2 separate regions of the Homo sapiens genome follow, and region 1 is linked to region 2. A link is an interaction called in ENCODE POLR2A ChIA-PET data of the cell type or tissue named here. Cell type or tissue: A673. All regions are shown on one strand. Each heading gives the region's core, and the rest is flanking DNA. Links, peaks and the distances in the headings are about the cores only. Region 1 has its middle 34 kb from the start of RALY. Region 2 overlaps RALY (RALY heterogeneous nuclear ribonucleoprotein).

Region 1 (10,444 bases), core at 1,001-9,000, 95 kb after region 2:
CGCGAAGGCTCCCCCAACCCAGGCGCAGGCACACGACGACCCTCCCGCTGGTTGGGAGCCAGTGAGCGCCTCTTGCCTAGATTTCTGATGGGAGAAGCTGTTTCTCCTCATCCTTAAAGTTTTGAGTGGATGACCTAGATAAATGAGCAATGAAACTATGAAGACTAAGTTCAAAGGAGTGACATTTAGCATTGTGATCATCTAAAATCTGTACAAGTTAGGCGATGCATTTAATAAGTGATTATAAATATTTAACGTATACATATACAGCAAGTGACAAGCGTTTTATCATGAGCATTAGCATTCTTAGGGAGAGGTGGCAGTGGAGTGGACTGTGATGTTCGGCACAGGCAACCCTCCTCCCCCACTGAGGAATGAAGGATTTATTCCACCTGCTACTGGGAAAAGTGTTGGCAGATGATCCTTGGCTCTAAGCCCTCTTTGGGAATTTCCTTGGCAGCTGCCTTTTCAGGGCAGTCTGCATAAATGATTGATCAGCTTGGGAGCTTAGAGGCCTGGTCCCCTTGCCTCTACTCAGGACAACTTGGAAGACCTATTCCAGTTTTAGAGGTCTCCATGAGGTCAGTGGAAGCCTTTGTTCTGACATTGCACTTCAATTTCTCCCTCTGCTCCATCCTGCTTCCTTCTCTGCTCTTCCACCGGTGTTGATCCCAAGAGCACTCCCTGAGTAACTTCCTGCATGTTAATCTCTATCTCAGAGTTGGCTTCCCAGAGAATCCAACCCACAGTCCTCCCCTCCTCCTTGTTTCCGGGCCCCTTAGAATGTGACTTTGCAGCTTCTCCAATCAAGAGATGGAGTTTATTTTTTGACATCTTGAATCTAAGCTGGCCTGTGACTTGCTTTGGTCAATAGAATGAGGCAGAGGTGACATTGTGCCAGTTCTGAGCCTGAACCTCCAGAAGCCTTGCATGCTTCTTCTGTCACTCTTGGAGTCCTGCTGCTACTGTGAGAACAGGCCCTGGCTATCCTGCAGGAGCAGGAGAGACGAGTGGTCAAGTCACTGCTGTTGCCCCAGCTGACAGTCAACCAATCCCTGAAGCAGAGCCACCTGGCTAACGACAGTGCCTGAATGAACCTAGCCAAGACCAGAAATAATACCTAGCTGAGTCCAGGCGAAACTGCTGACCCAGAGATTCAAGAGCTAATAAGTAGTACTGTTTTAAGACAGTTAAGTTTTGGGGTGGGCTTGCTATGTTGCAATCCTTAACTGATACAAGAAGGAACTGTGTTTGAGGAACCACAAACTGGAGGCAGGAGCACCAGGCCCCTAGTAACAGAAGAGATGATTAAGAGCTTTCCATGAGAAAATGGGAGGAATTTATCTTTTGCCCCTGCGAAGAAGGCAGAGAGAACAGAATGGGGGTAGGAGCATTAAAAGTAGGTAAGGAGGAGAAGGTTGCCAGCCAGAAGGTAAATGACTGGGAATAATATGAGTTGAAGCAGCAGGTGGAATTGCCTGGTGGGTCTATGTCCATGTAGTGAGGGCAGCAGACAGACTTGTTTGTATTTCTTAGATATAATCACTTCTCTGTTTATTTGCATCTCATTCCAATCTCCTTACGAAAACAGGAACCAGGCCGGGCGCGGTGGCTCACACCTGTAATCCCAGCACTTTGGGAGGCTGAAGCGGGCAGATTGCCTGAGCTCAGGAGCTCAAGACCAGCCTGGGCAACATGGTGAAACCTTGTTTCTACTAAAAATACAAAAAATTAGCAGGGCATGGTGGCACACACCTGTAATCTCAGCTACTTGGGGGGCTGAGGCAATAGAGCGAGACTCTGTCTCAAAAACAAATAAACAAAGAAAAAACACACACTATTGCATAAAAAAGCAACTTGCAGAAAATGAAATATGATAGCATTATAAAAACACATAAGACAAACATTTATGGATACATTATATGAGTAAAAGTATAAAAACAAGATTTGGAAGGACAGACACCAAATTCCCTATGGTGGATTCCTCTGGGAAGGAAGGCATACGTAAGAGATGTCACTTTTAACCCTATTAGATTAAAACAATCAAAAGCCGATCCTGTAAAATAATAACATTAAATTCAAAGAGTTGGAGGGCATGGGTATTTGTTAGACAGCTCTCTGTTTTTTCTGTATTTAAGATTTTTACCAACTGAGAAAAAATCTAATTATACCCATGAATGTTTTTGGTTATTTGTCTGAGAGTGTGGCTGAGTTTCACATCTGGGTCATAGAGATTCATGCCAGAACCAGGACCCCAGAGGCAATGTTACTGAGCATATGAGTCCCCTAAGGTCTCCAGACTCTTGGGAAGGGCTCTGTGGACATATAGGCCATGGAAATGGAATCTAAGTCCATCTTACTGAGCTTGCCTGTGGTGAGAGACCCTGGGGAACATCTGGGTTACATGTATAATTGTTACAGGCATTGACACCACGGGTAAGCAGATCTCATATGTTAAACAAATGGTAAACAAAACAAAACAAAACCTCTTCTCTCTTTGCTAATTTCACAGTGTCTATAATCAGGCTTGCTATCGATAGTTTTCCCTGATACTGTGTATGATCCCACACACAATTAAAGGAAAGTGTCTGGAAATGAGAGAGTTGTGAGTATTAGTTGATGAAAGAAGCAGATCTGAGCAGAGGAGCTGCCGATAAGAATGAAGAAAAGACCCACACTAAGAGGGCTCACTGATGCTCCCGGGTCTCAACTCGGGACCCGAGCTCGCTTTGGGTGCCTAATTCACACTCACCTACTGTCCCTCTGGCTACATGTTCTCTCCAAAAACTCTAAATGTAACCATGCTTCCTTTAGATTCCTGTGCTAGGCACCATCTAGCCATAGACAAAGCTGGCTTTGAGTCTCAAACTAGCTGTGTGATCTCTTTTCTTGAAATGCAGTCTCACTCTGTGGCACAGGCTGGAGTGCAGCGGCACGATCTCGGCTCACTGCAACATCTGCCTCCCGGGTTCAAGTGATTCTCATGCCTCAGCCTCTCAAGTAGCTGGGACTACAGGCCTGAGCCACCATACCCGGCTAGTTTTTTGTATTTTTAGTAGAGATGGGGTTTCACCATGTTGTCCAGGCTGGTCTTGAATGGTCTTGAACTCCTGACCTCAAGTGTTCCACCAGCCTTGGCCTCCCAAAGTGCTGAGGTTACAGGCGTGAGCCACCACACCTGGCCTAGCTGTGTCATCTTGAACAAGTCACTGAACTCTGTTGAACCTCAGTTTTCTCACCCATAAAATACTGATTCTAATCCTTGCCTTCCCCTATAGGACTGTTTAAAAAGGATTCAATAAAATAATGGACATTACAGGGGACTTGCAACCTATAAGTTTGTATATGGAACAGTTGTAAACTATTCCTCAACTGTAGATAACAACTGCTATAGATTATTTTATTTATTTATTTATTTATTTATTTTTTGAGGTGGAGTCTCACTCTGTTACCCAGACTGGAGCACAGTGGCGTGATCTCAGCTCACTGCAACCTCTGCCTTTCGGGTTCAAGCAATTCTCCTGCCTCAGCCTTCCAAGTAGCTGGGATTACAGGCCCATGCCACCAAGGCCAGGCTTTTTTTTTTTTTTTTTAGTAGAGATGAGGTTTTACCCTGTTGGCCAAGCTGGTCTCAAACTCTTGACCTCAGGTGATCCACCCACCTTGGCCTCCCAAAGTGCTAGGATTACAGGCGTGAGCCACCGAGCCCAGCGATATTTTATTTTATTTATTATTATTATTATTATTATTATTATTATTATTATTATTATTATTTGGAGACAGAGGCTCACTCTGTCTCCAGCCCAGGCCGGAGTGCAGTGGCGCAATCTCAGCTCAGTGCAACCTCTGCCTCCTGGGGTTCAAGCGATTCTCGTGCCTCAGTCTCCCAGGGTAGCTGGGACTACAGGTGTGCACCACCACGCCCAGCTATTTTTTGTATTTTTAGTAAAGACAGGATTTCACCATGTTGCCCAGGATGGTCTCAAAATCCCGAGCTCAGGCCATCTGCCCACCTCAACCTCCCAAAGTGCTAGGATCGCAGGCATGAGCCACCGCACCCGGCCCTCTTTTGTTTCTTTAAATTAAATCCAAAAGCCATGGGAGCAACGTTGGAGAGTCCAGGAGTGCTATTGTTGCTGTGTCACTTCCCATCCAGTAGAAGCTGCTGTCACATGGTGACCCTCCTACCTCCTTGAGTACTGCTGGTCCAGGCTGCAGCAATGTTTCACTATTTCCAGGTCCCAGCATGGGCCATTGTGGTCCTTTGACAGAGTTCCGTCACTGCTCTGGGGCCATGTTTAACACTAGGTGCAAGGCACAGCTCTTGTACCCTATCAACCATTCTCTTCTGGAGCACAGATGCCCAGGAAGTTTTGTGCCAAAGCTATTTAGACATCTTTCCCTTATGAAAACCACAATTATTTTTTCCCTGTTTCCAGCCTAAAGGTTGGGTCAGTTTCCTCTGGGGAGACTGGGCGTAGCAATTTTAAAAATACAGAATAATGTGAAGAAAAAAATAATCTATATTTCACCAAGGCCTGTCTTGGCATGTTTTCTTCCAGTCATTTAGAACCTGAACTCTATTGTTTCAGGGAGCTGATACAACATTATTATGAAGAATTCAAATAATAAAGGAAAGGGTGAAGGTGATAGTAGAAAAAAAATCACATTTGTGGTCTAGAAATTATAAGAGATGTACATTATTTGAAATATCTCTTTGTGCCAATATAAAATGAGGAGGATGAGATAGAAATATTTTATTAAAAGGAGATTATATTATAGTTTCAAATTTTAATTAAGAAGCATTACATTTTATTATAATTTACTAGACAAAAAAGAACTGGAGAGAAACTAAAGGAATTGTTGAAAGTCAAACAATGTTTCTGTACTTCAAGAGATAACTTTTTGAAATATCTCTCTAAATTTATAAAGGAGAGATTACAAATAGATTAAAGTTGTGGTCACTATGTTTTTATTTTAAACTACATGTTTCAGTTTTGTCTATCTCCCCATTTTGAAAATGATGGCACTAGTACTCTCACCTCCTCTCTTTTTACGTCCCAATTTTTGTTATTTATATTATTATTTTTACATTGTTAAATTTTATCAATTTTTCTGTTTTCTAATGAAGTCTCATGGATTTTTTGCAGGCATGCATTTTTATTGATATAATCTACACACCATAAAATTCACCACTTTAGATTGTACAAGTAAGTGGCTTTAGTATATTCATAAGATTGTATAACCATCACTTTTATTCGTTTATTTATTTTTGATATGGATTATTGCTCTGTCACCCAGGCTGGAGTGCAGTGGCACGATCTCAGCTCACTGCAATCTCTGCTTCCCAGATTCAAGTGATTCTCGTGTATCAGCCTCCCTGGTAGCTGGGATTACAGGCGTGCACCATCACGCCCAGCTAATTTTTGTATTTTTAGTAGAGACGGGGTTTCACCATGTTGGCCAGGATGGTCTGGAACTTCTGACCTCAAGTGACCCCCCCTGCCTCGGCCTCCCAAAGTGCTGGGATTACAGGCCACCACGCCTGGCCTCTCAGAACTATTTTTTTTTTTTTTTTTTTTTTTGAGACGGAGTCTTGCTCTGTCGCCCAGGCTGGAGTGCAGTGGCGCGATCTCGGCTCACTGCAAGCTCCGCCTTCCGGGTTCACACCATTCTCCTGCCTCAGCCTCCCGAGTAGCTGGGACTACAGGCGCATGCCACCACGCCTGGCTAATTTTTTTGTATTTTTAGTAGAGATGGGGTTTCACCGTGTTAGCCAGGATGGTCTCAATCTCCTGACCTTGTGATCCGCCCACCTCCACCTCTCAAAGTGCTGGGATTACAGGCGTGAGCCACCGCACCCGGCAGAACTATTTTTTTTTTAAGACAAGGTTTCACTCTGCCACCCAGGCTGGAGTGCGGTGGGGCAATCTTGGCTCACTGCAACCTCTGCCTACTGGGCTCAAGTGTTCCTTCCACCTCAGCTTCCCAGGTAGCTGGGAGTATAGGCACAGGCCAACATACCCAGGTAATTTTTGTATTTTTTGTAGAGACAGGGTAAGGGGAGGATGTCCCCCTGTGTTGCCCAGGCTGGTCTCCAACTCCTGGACTCAAGTAATCCATCTGTCTCAGCCTCCCAAAGTGCTGGGATTACAGGTGTGAGCCACCGTGCCTGGCATATACAAGGTTTTGTTTATGCATTCATCAGTTGGTGGACATTTGGATTGTTTTCACTTTTGGCTATTATGAATCATGTTGCCATAAACATTGGTGTATGAGTTTTACTATGAACATGTTTAACCTTTCGAGGAATTACCACACTGTTTTCTAAAGTGGCTATACCATTTTACCTTCCCATCAGCAATGTATGTGGGTTCCAGTTTCTCCACATCCTCCTCACTATTGTTGTTAGTTGATTTTTTTCTGTTTTGTTTTAATTTGCATTTCCCTAATGACTAATGATATTGAGAATCTTTTCATGTACTTCTTGGCTATTTTTTTCTTTTCTTTTCTTTTCTTTTTTTTTTTTTTGAGACGGAGTCTTGCTCTGTCACCCAGACTGGAGTGCAGTGGTGCCATCTCACTCACTGCAACCTCTACCTCCCAAGTTCAAGCGATTCTCTTGCCTCAGCCTGCCGAGTAGCTGGGACTAAAGGCGTGTGCCACCAAGTCCAGATAATTTTTGTATTTTTAGTAGAGAAGGGGGTTTCGCCATGTTGGTCAGGCTGGTCTTGAACTCCTGATCTCAGGTGATTTGCCTGCCTTGGCCTCCCAAAGAGCTGGGATTAGTAGGTGTGAACCACCACACCAGGCCTTCTTGGCAATTTTTATATCTTCTTTAGAGAAATGTCTATTCAAATCCTTTGCCTATTTAAAAATTGGGTTATTTGTCTTTTTACTGTTGAGTTGTAAGAGATCTTTATATATTCTAGGTACTAGACTCTTACCAGATACATGATTTGGAGGCCAGGCACGGTGGTGGCTCATGCCCATAATCCCAGCACTCTGGGAGACTGAGGCAGGAGGATCACTTGAGGCCAGGAGTTCGAGACCAGCCTGGGCAACATAGTGAGACCCGCCCCCCCAACCTCTACCAAAAAAATATATTAAAAAATTAGCCAGGCATGGTGGTGGAAGCCTGTAGTCCCAGCTACTTGGGAGGCTGAGGTGGGAGGATCTCTTGAGCTTAGAAGTTCAAGGCTGCAATGAGCTATGATCATTCCACTGCACTGCAACCTGGGTTACAGAGTGAGACACTGTCTCTTAAAAAAAAAAAAAAAAAAAGGTGTATGATTTGGAAATATTTTCTCCCATCCTGTGGGTCGTCTTTTCCCTATTGTAGCACAAAGGTTTTAAATTTTGGTAAAGTCCAGTTTATCTGTTTTTTGGTTTGTTTGTGCTTTTGATGTCATATCTAAGAAACCATTGCTTAATCCAAAGTCACAAAGATTTTCACGCCTTTTTTTTTTTTTTTTTTTTTTTTTTTTTTTTGTGAGACTGAGTCTCACTCTGTTGCCTAGGCTGGAGTGCAATGGTGTGATCTTGGCTCACTGCAACCTCTGCCTCCAAAGTTCAAGTGATTCTCCTGCCTCAGCCTCCCTAGTAGCTGGGATTACAGGTGCGCATCACCACACCAGGCTAATTTTTGTATTTTTAGTAGAGACGGGGTTTCACCGTGTTGGCCAGGCTGGTTTCGAACTCCTGACCTCATGATCCACCCTCCTCGGCCTCCCAAAGTACTGGGATTACAGGCGTGAGCCACCATGCCTGGCTGATTTTCACGTCTTTTCCTTTGAAGAGTTTTATAGTTTTAGCTCTTACATTTAAGAATTTGATTCTTTTTGAGTTAATTTTTAGGGTGCAAATAGGAATCCAACTTCATGTTACATGTGGATATTCAATTGTCTCAGTGCCATTTGTTTAAACTAAAATTCCTTCCTTTATTGAGTTATCTTGGCACTACTGTGGTAGATTATGTCTTTTTTTTGAGATAGGGTCTCACTCTGTCATCCAGGCTGGAGTGCAGTGGCTCTATCTCCACTCACTGCAACCTCCGCCTCCTGGGTTCAAGTGATTCTAGTGCCTCAGCCTCCTGAGTAGCTGGGACTACAGGTGTGCACCACCACACCTGGCTAATTTTTGTATCTTTAGTAGAGACAGGTTTCGCCATGTTGGCCAGGCTAGTCTCGAACTCCTGACCTCAGGTGATCCACCCGCCTCAGCCTCCCAAAGTGCTGGGATTACAGACATGAGCCACCGCAACCTGCTTCAGTTGGCTTTCTTAACCTAGAACTCTCTTCAGTTTCCTTTGTGGCCCTTGAATCACAAAGGGTTTATTCTATTTCTTTGGCTTCACTGTCTGTAGGAAGGACTCCACCTGCGTACTCCAATTTGTAACACTAGCCACACGTGGCTATTGAGCATTTGAAATGTGGCTCATGTGAATGGAGATGTGTTGTAAGTTAAAATACACACTGGGCTGCTCAGAAGGCTGAGGCGCGAGGATCACTCGAGCCAAGGAGTTCGAGGTTGCAGTGAGCTATGATTGCTCCACTGCATTCCAGCCTGGGCAACAGAGTGAGATCTGATCTCTTAAAAAAATGCACACTGGATTTCAAAGACTTAGTATAAGAAATAATGTATTTAGTACAAGAATTAGTGTATTCCAGAGGCCTGAAACAGATCCTTCTCTTACAGCCCTCAAATAATAAGAAATCATGTAAATAATATCAACAAAAAATTTTCAAATAATGTAAATTCTTTTACATTACATGCATCACATTTTACATTTGTTTATGTCTCATTAATAATGTTTATACTGACAACATGTTGAGATATTTTTGATATATTGGGTTAAATAAAATATATTATTAAGTTTTTGTTTTTGTTGTGAGATGGGGCCTCACTCTGTCACTCAGGCTGGAATGCAGTGGCTCTGTCAGGTCTCACTGCAGCCTCAACCCCTTGGGCTCAGGTGTCTTCCCACCTCAGCCTCCAGAGTAGCTGGGACTACAGGCATTCACCACCATACACAGCTAATTTGTGTGTGTGTGTGTGTGTGTGTGTGTGTGTGTGTGTGTGTGTGTGTTGTAGAGATGGGGCCTCACTGTGTTGCCCAAGCTGGTCTTGAACTCCTGGGCTCAAGAGATCCACCCACCTTGGCCTCCCAAAGTGCTAGGATTACAGGCGTGAGCCACTGTGCCCAGCCTATTGTGAAGTTAATATCATCTTTTTGGTACTTTTAAAATATGGCTACTGGAAAATTTAAAATTACATATGTGACTTGCATTTGTGGCTCATATTATATTTCTATCCATTTGATGTATTTCTAGAAATATATTTTATATTTCCAGTGCTGATTTGGATTTTAAAAACCTAAAAGGTCTGATGCCTATCCTGGTAGTGGCAGTGGTTGGAGGTTACCTTGCACATCCAGCCCAAGGACAGTGATTTACTAGTAACTATTTTATTGAGACAGAAAACACACAAGTTAAGTCTTTAACCATTAGAGACTTAAGTAACCATTTGGGTCATGGTGCTAGTTAAATCTTCAGGGGGGCATCTCAGTATATAGCTACCTGTTCAAGGTATTAATTATCATCATGACTTGGTGTGTTTCTTGCCCCTCCGGATCTCACCTATCATAACTCATTTTGGAGCCAAGCTCCCAAGCACTAGTACCTACCAGCTGGGTCTGCACCTTCATTCTGGGGTAGCCGGCATTTGAGTAATGATTTATTCTCTGAATTGGCCCTTCCCCAGCCTTTGCAAAGGATCTACCAAATTGCATCTCAAGATGAGGACAGGCCCTTGCCCCCTTCTTCTTTCCCTGCTATCATTTTAGAGTTTGTAAGATGGCATAAATTCTTCTCCATCTTGTCCAAGATAGAAGTGTGAATGAGTAATGCCCACCAAAAAATATAAACCTTGAGGAGCCCAAGCCATTTACATGACGAAAACTTCAAATATCCATCCCAGATCACATGCGGGCCACCGAGAGGGAGGCATCCATTGTGAAATTCAATTACCAGACCTCATTCAGCTGCTCCCTGGAAGACCAATTAATTTCCCCTCTTTTTCACATGTGGGACCTCTTTATAAAGCTGCAATTAAGGAGCTTCCAGAAGCAGAGCCTATTTTACCTTTTAGGTGAATATAATAAGCAGGAAACAGACCCATATTCTTCTTAGCTATGTGTGGGGTGCCCAGGGGTTGGAGGGCAGCCCATGTCCCATGGACAGACCCCTGTTCCAAGTCTACACCCTCTAGACTCCCAGGTCGGCCTGAGGCATGTGGAAATCCAATGTAATTTCCTCTTCCACAGTTGTGGGGGATCTCTTCTGGGCCAGATGCTGGAGAAATCCTGGAGAACAAAGTCCCTGCTCAGTCTGTGTCCAGTGGCCGCCAAACAAGAGCTGACAATGTAGCATCGTGAGGTGCTGGA
Region 2 (10,444 bases), core at 1,117-9,116:
TGTTGGCACTCAGAAAGTTTCCAATTTTGGAGAATTTTGGATTTTCAACTTACGGATGCTCAACCTCAATTATTATTGTTGTTGTTGGAACCTGCAATAACTTTTCCATGTGAGTATAAAAGAGAAGGTGGTCAGTTCTAATGGAATATTAACCTAGAGCTGAACTGTGATCAAGGAAAAAAATACTATCACGGTGGATGCGATAAAGTCTCTTCAAGTGTCTCACCAAAACTCTAGTATTTGGAAATGTGCCTTGAACATAAAAGGAAAGACAAGAGTAGGTACTTATTAAGTGCTGAATGAATAAATAAATGAGCATATGGAACAATGCAGCTGCCAGAGCTCATAAGGAATACAACTTGAGAAATTAGGTGGAAGAGGACGCTAAGCAAAGGTTCCCACCAAGGCCTCCTTGTGCTTTGAGGACCCTCTAGAGCAGATTGGGCTCCCCTGCTGGGCAACAGGGCCCCAAGGGCTGATATTTCAAGAAGCCCTCAGTTGCTCACTATTTGGTATCTCTGATGGAACTCCTACATTCTGTGGCTGAGTAAGGGTGCAGAAGGCTGTGCCGTGGTAGTGCATCCTGTTCTCATCTCCCAACCTGTATGACAGGGAGGCTTAACTCCTACCACAACAGGCATAGCTCTAAGTTAAAATAGTAATGGGGGCTTATTAGCTTTGGATTTCTCCTTGCCTGTAGAGCGCTGGGGCCTGAATCCCGTGTCTACTAGCTGTATGACCTGGAAAGGCACTTGACTTTTCTGAGGTTCACAGTTCCCCACCTGTAAAATGGGGATAAAAATCCCTGTAACACAGGTTGTTGTGAGGGTCAAAGGAGATAACATGCTCTGTTACCTGACATGTGCCACGTAAGCATAGACAGGAATACTCCCAGGATGGACAGCTGCTGCAGGTCTTCCTAGACAGAGGCACCCAAGCAGGAAGCCAGCAGGCTGGAAGCAAGGGCTGGATGGTGCACAATTCAGCACTCCAGCCAAGTACTGTGTCCCTCAGGTATCAGGGCAGTTGATTAAAATCCTTTCATGCAGAATCAGTATTTTCCTCATTACAACAATCCTTCTCCTTGAACACACTGAGTGGCACCCCTCACAGCCCCAAAGGCTTGACCCTATAAGACAGCATATGCATCAACATATATCTTAAATTTCCCACATTCAGACAGGGGAAGGAAGGAACGGGTGACCTCTCTCCAGGGTGCTGATCCAAACATAACTTAGGGCTCTAAGCATCATCTCCCACAGTGTCACATGTTTGGTCTACAGGGGACCACTGAGAATGATGCCACAGTTGTAGCCACTCTGCCTTTGTCTCCCTGGTAACAACATTAACTCCACAAACATTACTAAGCATCTGCTTCCTGTGTGATCAATCAAGTGTGCCCCTGCCACCTCCTGTTTAAAATCCTTCAAGGGCTTCCCACCATAAAGAATCAAGTTCAAATCCTTTAATGTGGCTTACAAGACTCTTCATGAGTTAAGGCTACCAAATCTATACACAACAATCCTCTGAGTGGTTATATGTCATTCACTTTATAAATGAGTAAACCCTAGTGGGTTTAAATCCAGGATCAGCACTTACTAGTTGTGTGACCTTGGACATCTCATTAAACTCATTGAGCCAATGTTCTCTATTAGGCAAACCCTAGTGCAGAGAGTAAACCCTAGCGCAGAGAACATGCCTAAGGTCAGAGAGTGAACATGTCAATGTGAAATGGGTTCTTCCGAAGGGATGAGTATCATACTCCAAAGGATAGACTCAAGTTCAAAATCACCTTTTCTTGGATTAGTCATTGAGAAGTATGGGGATAGGGCATTGTATGGTTCAGGTGAACCGTTCCTTTCAGAGAGCAGCTTAGACACTGTCCCTTGTTTGAAGCTGCCACCCTGACCCCTCTCTCACTCCCACAGCAGCAGCATCATTAATAAACTTGGTGTAATGAACAAAATGTTCATTAGCATGTAATACGGTATACATATGCACGCTTATGTCCAAGATGCCCTGCTACCATAAGCTAAGCATCAAACGAAAGCCAACCAATGAACCCCTGCAACTTCACAAAAAACAGCCCTCAAAACGACAGGTATAACACACCCAATGCCTAGTGAACTTCTAAACTCATCAATTCAACTGATCATGACAGAAGCAGCTTTGGTATCTATGGTCTTTCCCCCTTGTCATTGTCTTAGAAAGAATTAACCCTTCCCGGCCCCCTTCCCCTCAAAAAGGAGGCACTACACTAAACAAGCTTCTACACTGCAACTGGTTAAAAGAAAAAAAAAAAGTTTCTCCAAAACTGTAATAGGTGTCTCAGCTGCAGGAGAAAGGGCATGGCTTTGGACAGAGACAGAACAAGGTTTAAATCCAGGATCAGCCACTTACTAGCTGTGTGACCTTGGACATCTCATTAAACTCCATGAACCAATGTTCTCTATTAGGCATATACATTTCCCCCACATACTGTTATTCACCACGCCCTCCTCATTTGGCCTCAATATTTTTAGAATGTAGCCCCCCTCTCTCCATTCTTATTACCATTCTTTAAATAATCCTCTACTGTCACCACAGCAATATTACCATATCATTTCTTTGTTTAAAATGGGTAAGATCAGAGGTTGTTTTTTTTTTTTTTTTTTTGAGACGGAGTCTCGCTCTGTCGCCCAGGCTGGAGTGCAGTGGCGCCATCTCGGCTCACTGTAAGCTCCGCCTCCCAGGTTCATGCCATTCTCCTGCCTCAGCCTCCAGAGTAGCTGGGACTACAGGCGCCCGCCACCATGCCCAGCTAATTTTTTGTATTTTCAGTAGAGACAGGGTTTCACCGTGTTAGCCAGGATGGTCTCGATCTCCTGACCTCGTGATCCGCCCGCCTCAGCCTCCCAAAGTGCTGGGATTACAGGCGTGAGCCACCACACCTGGCTGGTTTATTATTTTAAAATTCTTAACCAATAATTTGGGTAAGAATTTGTGCTATTATATTGAGTATGTTTATTATATGAAATTACCATATGAAATCATCTAACCCCCACCCCTCTATGGGACATAACTGTTAGCATGTTCATGTATTTCCTTCCAGTGTTTTTCTTGCACATTATGTTTGGATTACATGGTTAGATAACTCAACTCTGTAGCCTAATTTTTTCAATTAGCATTATAACACATTTATTATATATATTATAGCATATTTGTCCTTACTGCCGCATAGTTTTCGGTAAGCATCATTTTTTACACTACTGCTTTAAAAGCTCGTGGTTTTCCCTGAGTAGATTTATCATAGTTTAGATTGGTGGTCTTTTAGGCTTTTTCCAATTTCTCACTATTATAAACAATAGCATCTGAGGGAAAGCTTATTGTATAAACTAGACTATTTCCTTAGGACAGACTCCCAGAAGTGGAATGACTGGTCAAATATATGAACATTTTATTGGCTCTGGCAACACATTGCTTAACTGCTTTCCAAAAGAGTTACACCAATTTACACTGTTATCTCCAATGAATGCCACTTTCATGGCAACCTCGCAGCACCATGTATTACCATATTGGGCAGGTGGTGGGGTAGGGAGAGTAGAGGTGAATTAGTAGGGAAAATCAAATCCTCATTACTGTTTTCATGTACATGTGAAGATGTATAGTCTACTGTGTTTACTAGCTTTTGAGTCTACAAAGTTTTGAGTGCCATGAAGTTACTGTAGGTTCCTAGGTAGAGGAATAACATGCTAAAAAGATTTACTCATTTATCAAAAAATCATTTATTGTTCACCTATTACTGCCAGACACTGTATAAAACTACAGAGGTTAATAAAGTACAATCTCCCCCCTGGAAGAATTTATAGTCCAGTCAGTGGTGAAAACCTCAAGAAAACCAGAACCTATGTTTCATCTTGATGAGGTCTATGACAGGAGCAACTAGGAACTTGGAGGCATGTCAATTACCTAAGGGACAGAAAGAAAGGGAGACGACTCAGACAAGAAGAGTCAACAGTAAGTTCCAATCTTGTCCTGAAGGATGAGTTGAAGTTAACCCACACACAGGTAAGAGAGTACATTTAAGAGGAAATAGCATAAGGAAAGTTACAGAAGTTTGACAGAGATCCCACATTTAATGAATAATATGATGTATTGTGGTTTGCCCAGAGTCTAGGATGTAACAAGAAATGATGCCGATGATACTAGAGTGCCTAGCCGAGATCAGATCAGAAAGGGCTTTGTGGACACTGAAGAGTGAGCCATCACCCGTTCTGATGTTGTACGCAGCCCAGTGCTCAGTAAGGAGGCACTTGTAAGTCCCTATAGCTTCTGAGCATCTGAACCACCAATCCAACCCCTGAGCAGAGCATCCCATCTTGTGCCAAACCCTTTTTGTCTCATGTATTAGTCTCCTCTCCTCAAGCAACATAGAGATTTTTGGGCACATTGCTAGACATGTGATGGAAGCACCAATAGTGCCCATGGATCCATTAACTGGAGGTAATATATGCAATAAGACATACTGCTACTTTCTACATTAATAACAGTGACTTTAATGATGTCAAAGATATTAACAAGTTTATTATTTTAACAATCAATATAATAGCAAGGCATTCTTGCCCTGCTAGTTGTGGTATGAGCCGTTGGGCAGTGGGGTCTGATGTGCTGGCTAAGATCCACCTGAGGAGATTGTATTAAAATACTCTGTTTCAGTGTCATCTCTCCTCCCAGACTGACTGTGAATTCCTGGACAGCAGGGACCACAATCTATTTCATCTTGGCATCCCCACTGGCATCAGAACAGGCTCTAGCCCAGAGTGGGTGCTTAGGGAGTATCTGCTGAATTGAACTCCAGCAGAGCCACATACCACAGCCCCCATGCCCCACCCCTGCTTCCTTCCTTATCTATGCTGTTTAAGATACAAAGCGGCAGGCTGCACAGATGCTAAAGCCAGGAAAAGTTGGAGAGAGACAGGAAGGCAGTATCTTTGCAACAGCCCAATCCACCCCAGCATTTAGGAAAGAATGTAATATAAATGATCATTATATTAATTGCTTATTACATGGAAGATACATTGCTAAGTATTTAAATTCTCATCCTTACAACTCTTTGAGGTAAGAATTATATCAAGGTCACAATGGCTCTTTTTGGGGTTGTTTTAGGAAAATGACTCTGGAATCAGACTACCTGGGGTTCAAATCCCAGCTCTGCTATACGTTGGCTGTATGATCCTGGGTAAATGATTTAACCTCTCTGTGCCTGGTTTTCTCATTTGTAAAAATGGGAATAATATTACAGTACTTTCTCCATAAGGCTGTTGTGAGAATTCAATGAGATAATGTTAAGATAATGCAAGTTAAGTGCTCAGGAATTTTCTAAATGAAAATGGTATTACTATTGCCCCCATTTAACAGATAGCTCAAAATATCATACTCAACATTGAGTAAGGTTAAGAGGGAGACCGCTTCATCAATAAAGTACAACTGGAACCAATTTCTTTCTTTCTTTCTTTTTTTTTTTTTTGAGACAGTCTCATTCTGTCACCCAGGCTGGAGTGTGACCTCAGCTCACTGCAACCTCCACCTCCCAGGTTCAAGCGATTCTTGTGCCTCAGCCCCCCAAGTAGCTGGGATGCCAGGCATACACCATCACGCCTGGCTAATTTTTGTATTTTTAGTAGAGACAAAGTTTCACCACATTGGTCAGGCTGGTCTCGAACGCCTGACCTCAAGTGATCCACCTGCCTCAGCCTCCCGAAGTGCTGGGATTACAGGCTTGAGCCACCATGCCCAGCCTGCAACCAATTTCTGATCTGGCAGTGGTGGCTGGGGCCAGGAGTTTTCTGAGTACAAACCCACTGATGTGACGTCCCTGTAGAAAACTCTTCGGGAAAGCTTTTGTATCCCACCCCGTAGGCAGATCCAGCCACTCACTCCTCTGGACCCAGATACTCTCTGCTGACCTCTACTGCAACATCTGCTGCACTTTTGTATTTACACATCTGTCTCCCTCCATTAAATTCTGAACTCCTTGAAGGCAGAGACTATTTTATTAATCTTTGCAATCCCAGCCTCCAGCACTATACTAGCAACCAGTGAAATTTCTGCTAGTGAACAGGTGAAAGAATCCTAGGTGGGCGTTTTTCAGTAAATGGTTTCCCAAGGTACATGATACAACAACTCCTTAACAGTGAACCGTGTAGCTGATGTTTGTGAGATGAGCTCAAATTCCTCATCCATCAGCAGAATAGAAGGAGATGTAAGACACTGATGAGAAAGAAAATAAAGGAGAAGGCAGAGTGAGAAGCTGGGGGTCACTGGCATCATTGTTCAGTATACTACAGGGAGCAAAGGCAACAAAAGCTTGAGTCTGCAGCCCAGAGACTACTGAATCTGGGCTTTCTGTAGTGGGTAGTATGTATAAGGACAGCAGCAAAGGCCAGAAAATGCCATCCTTGTCAGCAATATCAATAGTGACAGAGATTCAGCCCTCCCTCTCTTTATTATCTGGTCACCCTGAGATGAAGCCCAACCACTGGCCCCACCAAGCTATCTTAATGGAAAGAATACTGGGCAAAGAGTTAGGAGACCATAAGTTAATCCCTGAGAATGTACTAAAATTTTCAATTAATAAATATTTCTTGGCTAGGCATGGTGGCTCACGCCTGTAATCCTAATACTTTGGGAGGCCAAAGCAGGAGGACTGCTTGAGCTCAGGAGTTCAAGACCAGTCTGGGCAATATAGTGGGAGCCTGTCTCTAAAAACAATTAAAAATTAGCCGGGCATGGTGGTACATGTTTATAGTCCCAGTTACTTGGGAGGCTGAGGTGGGAGGACTGCTTGAGCCCAGAAGGTTGGACCTGCAGTGAGCCATGACTGTGCCATTGCACTATAGCCTGGGTGACACAGCGAGGCCTTGTCTCAAAAAAAAAAAAAAAAAAAAAAAAAAAAAAAATTATTGAACATCTACTAAATGTTGGCCTTGCACTAGGCACTTGTGAAAAGGGTCTATCACTAATTTGCCGTCAAACCCTGGACAAGTCACCATCTCTTTTCTGAACCTTAACGTCCTCATATGATACATGGAAAAGAACCTCTATGTCACGGGATTGTGTTGTGATCAGATGTGCTTTGAACAATCTACCATATAAACTTGCAAATTTAAAGGTGATATTTTTGGGCTGGATGTGGTGGCTCACACCTGTAATCCCAGCACTTTGGGAGGCCGAGGCAGGCGGATCACCTGAGGTCAGGAGTTCGAGATCAGCCTGGCCAACAGAGTGAAAAAAAAAAAAAGTTTCTTTTTAAACTTGATTTGATCTTAACTAGAGGGCTTAGTAAAATGCAAGGATAGCCCCACTAAATGCCAAAGCCAACTTCCTCTGCCACTGTCTGGATAGAAATCCAGCAGAACATTCCTACCCCCTCAATTTTGTGATGGAGACGGTGACAGAGGAGCAGAAACTTACACATTCTCTTCAAACCCCTCTCAGGATCTTTTTTATATTACTGGTGTCAGAGCTTAGTTCTTAGTAGGAGCTGGACTGTGGGGACTGTGGGCCTACTGGATGAGTCCCCCAGATATAACTCAAATTTCTTACAGCAGGAAGAACAGAGTTCGACTTTGCACGGTAAGGGCACCTTTCCAGTTACTGAGATAATTACTTGACCCCTGGTCCTTCAACTGTTTGGAAACATCTGATGGCCATTAAGCCTGTTGTTTCCTCATTTTCCTGCCTACTGGGATAAACACATCAAAACAGAAAGCTTGATGCTCTAACAATGCTCTCTGATTAGTGGTTTGCAGGATCCTCTGTAATTTTAGGATTTGCTGGCTAGAAAAGGAACAATAGTGGAGTACAAATTATGGTGTGGCCTAGGAAAAAGTTAGGCACCCTGAGATTTAGACTTGGTTCTGCCATGGGCTGTAGACCTTGGTTAGAGACCTTAAGCTTCCCTCATCTTAAAAATTAAAGAACTGGACTGAGTCAGTTACATGAAATCTTCCACGGAAAACCAGGGTTCCTCAAGATGTTAATGAGAGTTCCTCAAAAAAGGGGCTCCAAGGTTAAATAAGAAGAGGAAATTTGGCATATTGCACTCTCAACTCGTTCCCAAGAGACACACACAATAAGGGTCTGCAAAGGCAGCGGTAAAGAAATTTACTTATTAGCATTATTCAATCTGATGTTTCCCAAATTATTAACATCTCTTCTGAGGAAGACACAATTTGAGGAAGACACACTGGGACAGATCTCTAGGGTCCCTGTCAGCTCTAACCTACTGTGATTTGCATCAGGAGTACTTAGCCAGTGCCTGGAGCACCCTGCTTCCCTTCTTATCCAGTTCTCTTAACCTAGTGAGGCATTTAAATGATACTCTGGTTAATGAGAATTTATTATATGTAGTCCATTTTACTGTAGTGAAAGTATCAGGCTGGGCGCAGTGGCTCACGCCTGTAATCCCAGCACTTTGGGAGGCCAAGGCACCTGGATCACGAGGTCAGGAGATGGAGACCATCCTGGCAAACACGGTGAAAACCCGTCTCTACTAAACAACAACAACAACAAAAAAAATTAGCCAGGTGTGGTGGCAGGCGCCTGTAGCCCCAGCTACTGGGGAGGCTGAGGCAGGAGAATGGCATGAACCCAGGGGGCGGAGCTTGCAGTGAGCGGAGATCACGCCACTGCACTCCAGCCTGGGCAACAGAGCGAGACTCTGTCTCAAAAACAAAAAAAAAGTATCAAATTTCAAAGACTCAGAGTGCAATATACTGAAAACGCTATCCTATGAGATAGGATACCTGCAGTTACTAAGCTCCTAACACATGTTCTGTACTGTGCTAGCATTTTCCATTAATTATATCATTAAATCCATACACAACCATAAGGAGTAGACATTGTTATCCTCGTATTACAGAGAAGGAAACTGAGCTCAGAGAGGCCAAGTAACTTGCCAAAGGTCACACAACTAGAAAGTGGCGAGCACCAGATTTCAAACCCAGGAGTACTCATTTTCCAAATCTTGGTTCTGTTTTGGGCTCTGCCACCATGACTATCAGATGGTCCCTAACTCTCTTTAAAGCTTCCTGGGCCTTAGTTTCCTCAACTGTCAAGTGGGAATAGTAATCCTTACACTGCTTCCCTCACAGAGTTGCTCTAAGGTTCAAAAGCAGTAACACGTATGAAAGGGGTCTGTAATATATAAAGATGTGAATATTAGGGGCATTTGAAACATCATGAATAAACGTTGCTATTTCTGTTCATGAATTTTAAGCTGTTTGTTCTTGCAAGGTTCCCAGTCATCCCTTCCCAAATAGTGCTCCTTAAAATTTTCATCAGGATTTTGAATAAACAGGAAATATGTCCATTTCTCTCAGTATTGATTACTCTCTAGGCTGTCTGACAGACTCACACTAAATTGCCAATCTGCTTCTTAGGAGTCAGGAGTGAAAACATCAGAGTGGGTGAGAGCCTGGTGGGAGGCCTGTGAGCTGGGAGTTATCTGAATAGAGATAGCATACTGGCTGTGGGGCTAGACTCCTCACCATCATCTTGGAACATGGCTGGGAAATAGGTCCAAAGGGTCATTTGGACAGCAGATCCCAGCAGCCTCTGTATGAGATCTGTCCAGGAGACTAACCCCATTATATGGGATGGCAAGAGGGGGAGGTGACTGGAAATGAGAAATGGGACCAGGCTGACCAGCTACACTCTCAGATAGAGACTACCCTGACAAGGGCCTAGGCACAGACACAGAAGTAGTTGGGTGCAGGGCTCTCAATTCATCCTTCAACCCTGCCTGATATCACATCCTCATAACCCACATTGCTGTGGCCATCTGCTCCCTCTAGTTTCTGGCAGATTAAGGCCAAAAACAACAGCAAAGCATTTTTGGATCAAGGTCCTGCCTGGGGACAGAGAAGTAAATAATACAAGTCCCTGTTCTTAAGTAAGGCACTAGACCAAGACGGTTTGAGCCTAACTAGAGGCTCTCTTGCATAGCAAAGTCTCTGGCACATGGGTTATATTCAAGAATTGTTTGAACCGAACTGAATCAAAGGAACCTACATTCTGCAAGTTAAGAGCACCTGTTTGGTGTCAGGAGCCCAAGACTTCTAGATTCAATCCTGGTTCTGACATGTACAATTCAGGGACTCTGGACCTCAGTTTGCCCATCTGTAAAGTGCACTTTGTCTACCCCACAAGTTGCTATGAGTAGCCAATGAAGTAGTGGCTCAGTAAATGGCACTCTGTAAATGGCATGAGATGGAACAGCAGGAGCTGATGGGAGCACGGGCGCACATGATCTTAAAAGTTTAGAGTCCAGCCTGAAGAAGACCTGAAATAAGCTCCTTTCTTTCTCCCCAGTCAGCTTAGATCTGCTTTTCAAACACAGCAGACATTCTCTGCATTTCTGGTGACTGTGAAAAGGGGAAGGGGATAATTTGCCACTAAGTAG

Evidence for each region. ChIA-PET counts read pairs that join two places held together with the same protein. Peaks named below come from ENCODE experiments on the same cell type or tissue, not always from the same donor. Only the 100,000 strongest peaks of a DNase experiment are listed, where the experiment ranks them.
Region 1: POLR2A ChIA-PET joins it to region 2 with 5 read pairs; 2 of 35 experiments call an interaction of 5 or more read pairs at or near these places.

Annotation. Positions count from the first base shown.
Region 1 is chr20:33,954,630-33,965,073 of GRCh38, reverse strand. It overlaps the pseudogene PIGPP3. Among named protein-coding and RNA genes, the nearest start is that of RALY, 34 kb to the left of the region's middle. In A673, for the core only: no CTCF peak of the experiment used is centred there; no DNase peak of the experiment used is centred there.
Region 2 is chr20:34,049,878-34,060,321 of GRCh38, reverse strand. All of the region lies in intron 2 of RALY (RALY heterogeneous nuclear ribonucleoprotein), which reads right to left. Among named protein-coding and RNA genes, the nearest start is that of MIR4755, 6.0 kb to the right of the region's middle. In A673, for the core only: no CTCF peak of the experiment used is centred there; a DNase peak (open chromatin) is centred at 4,841.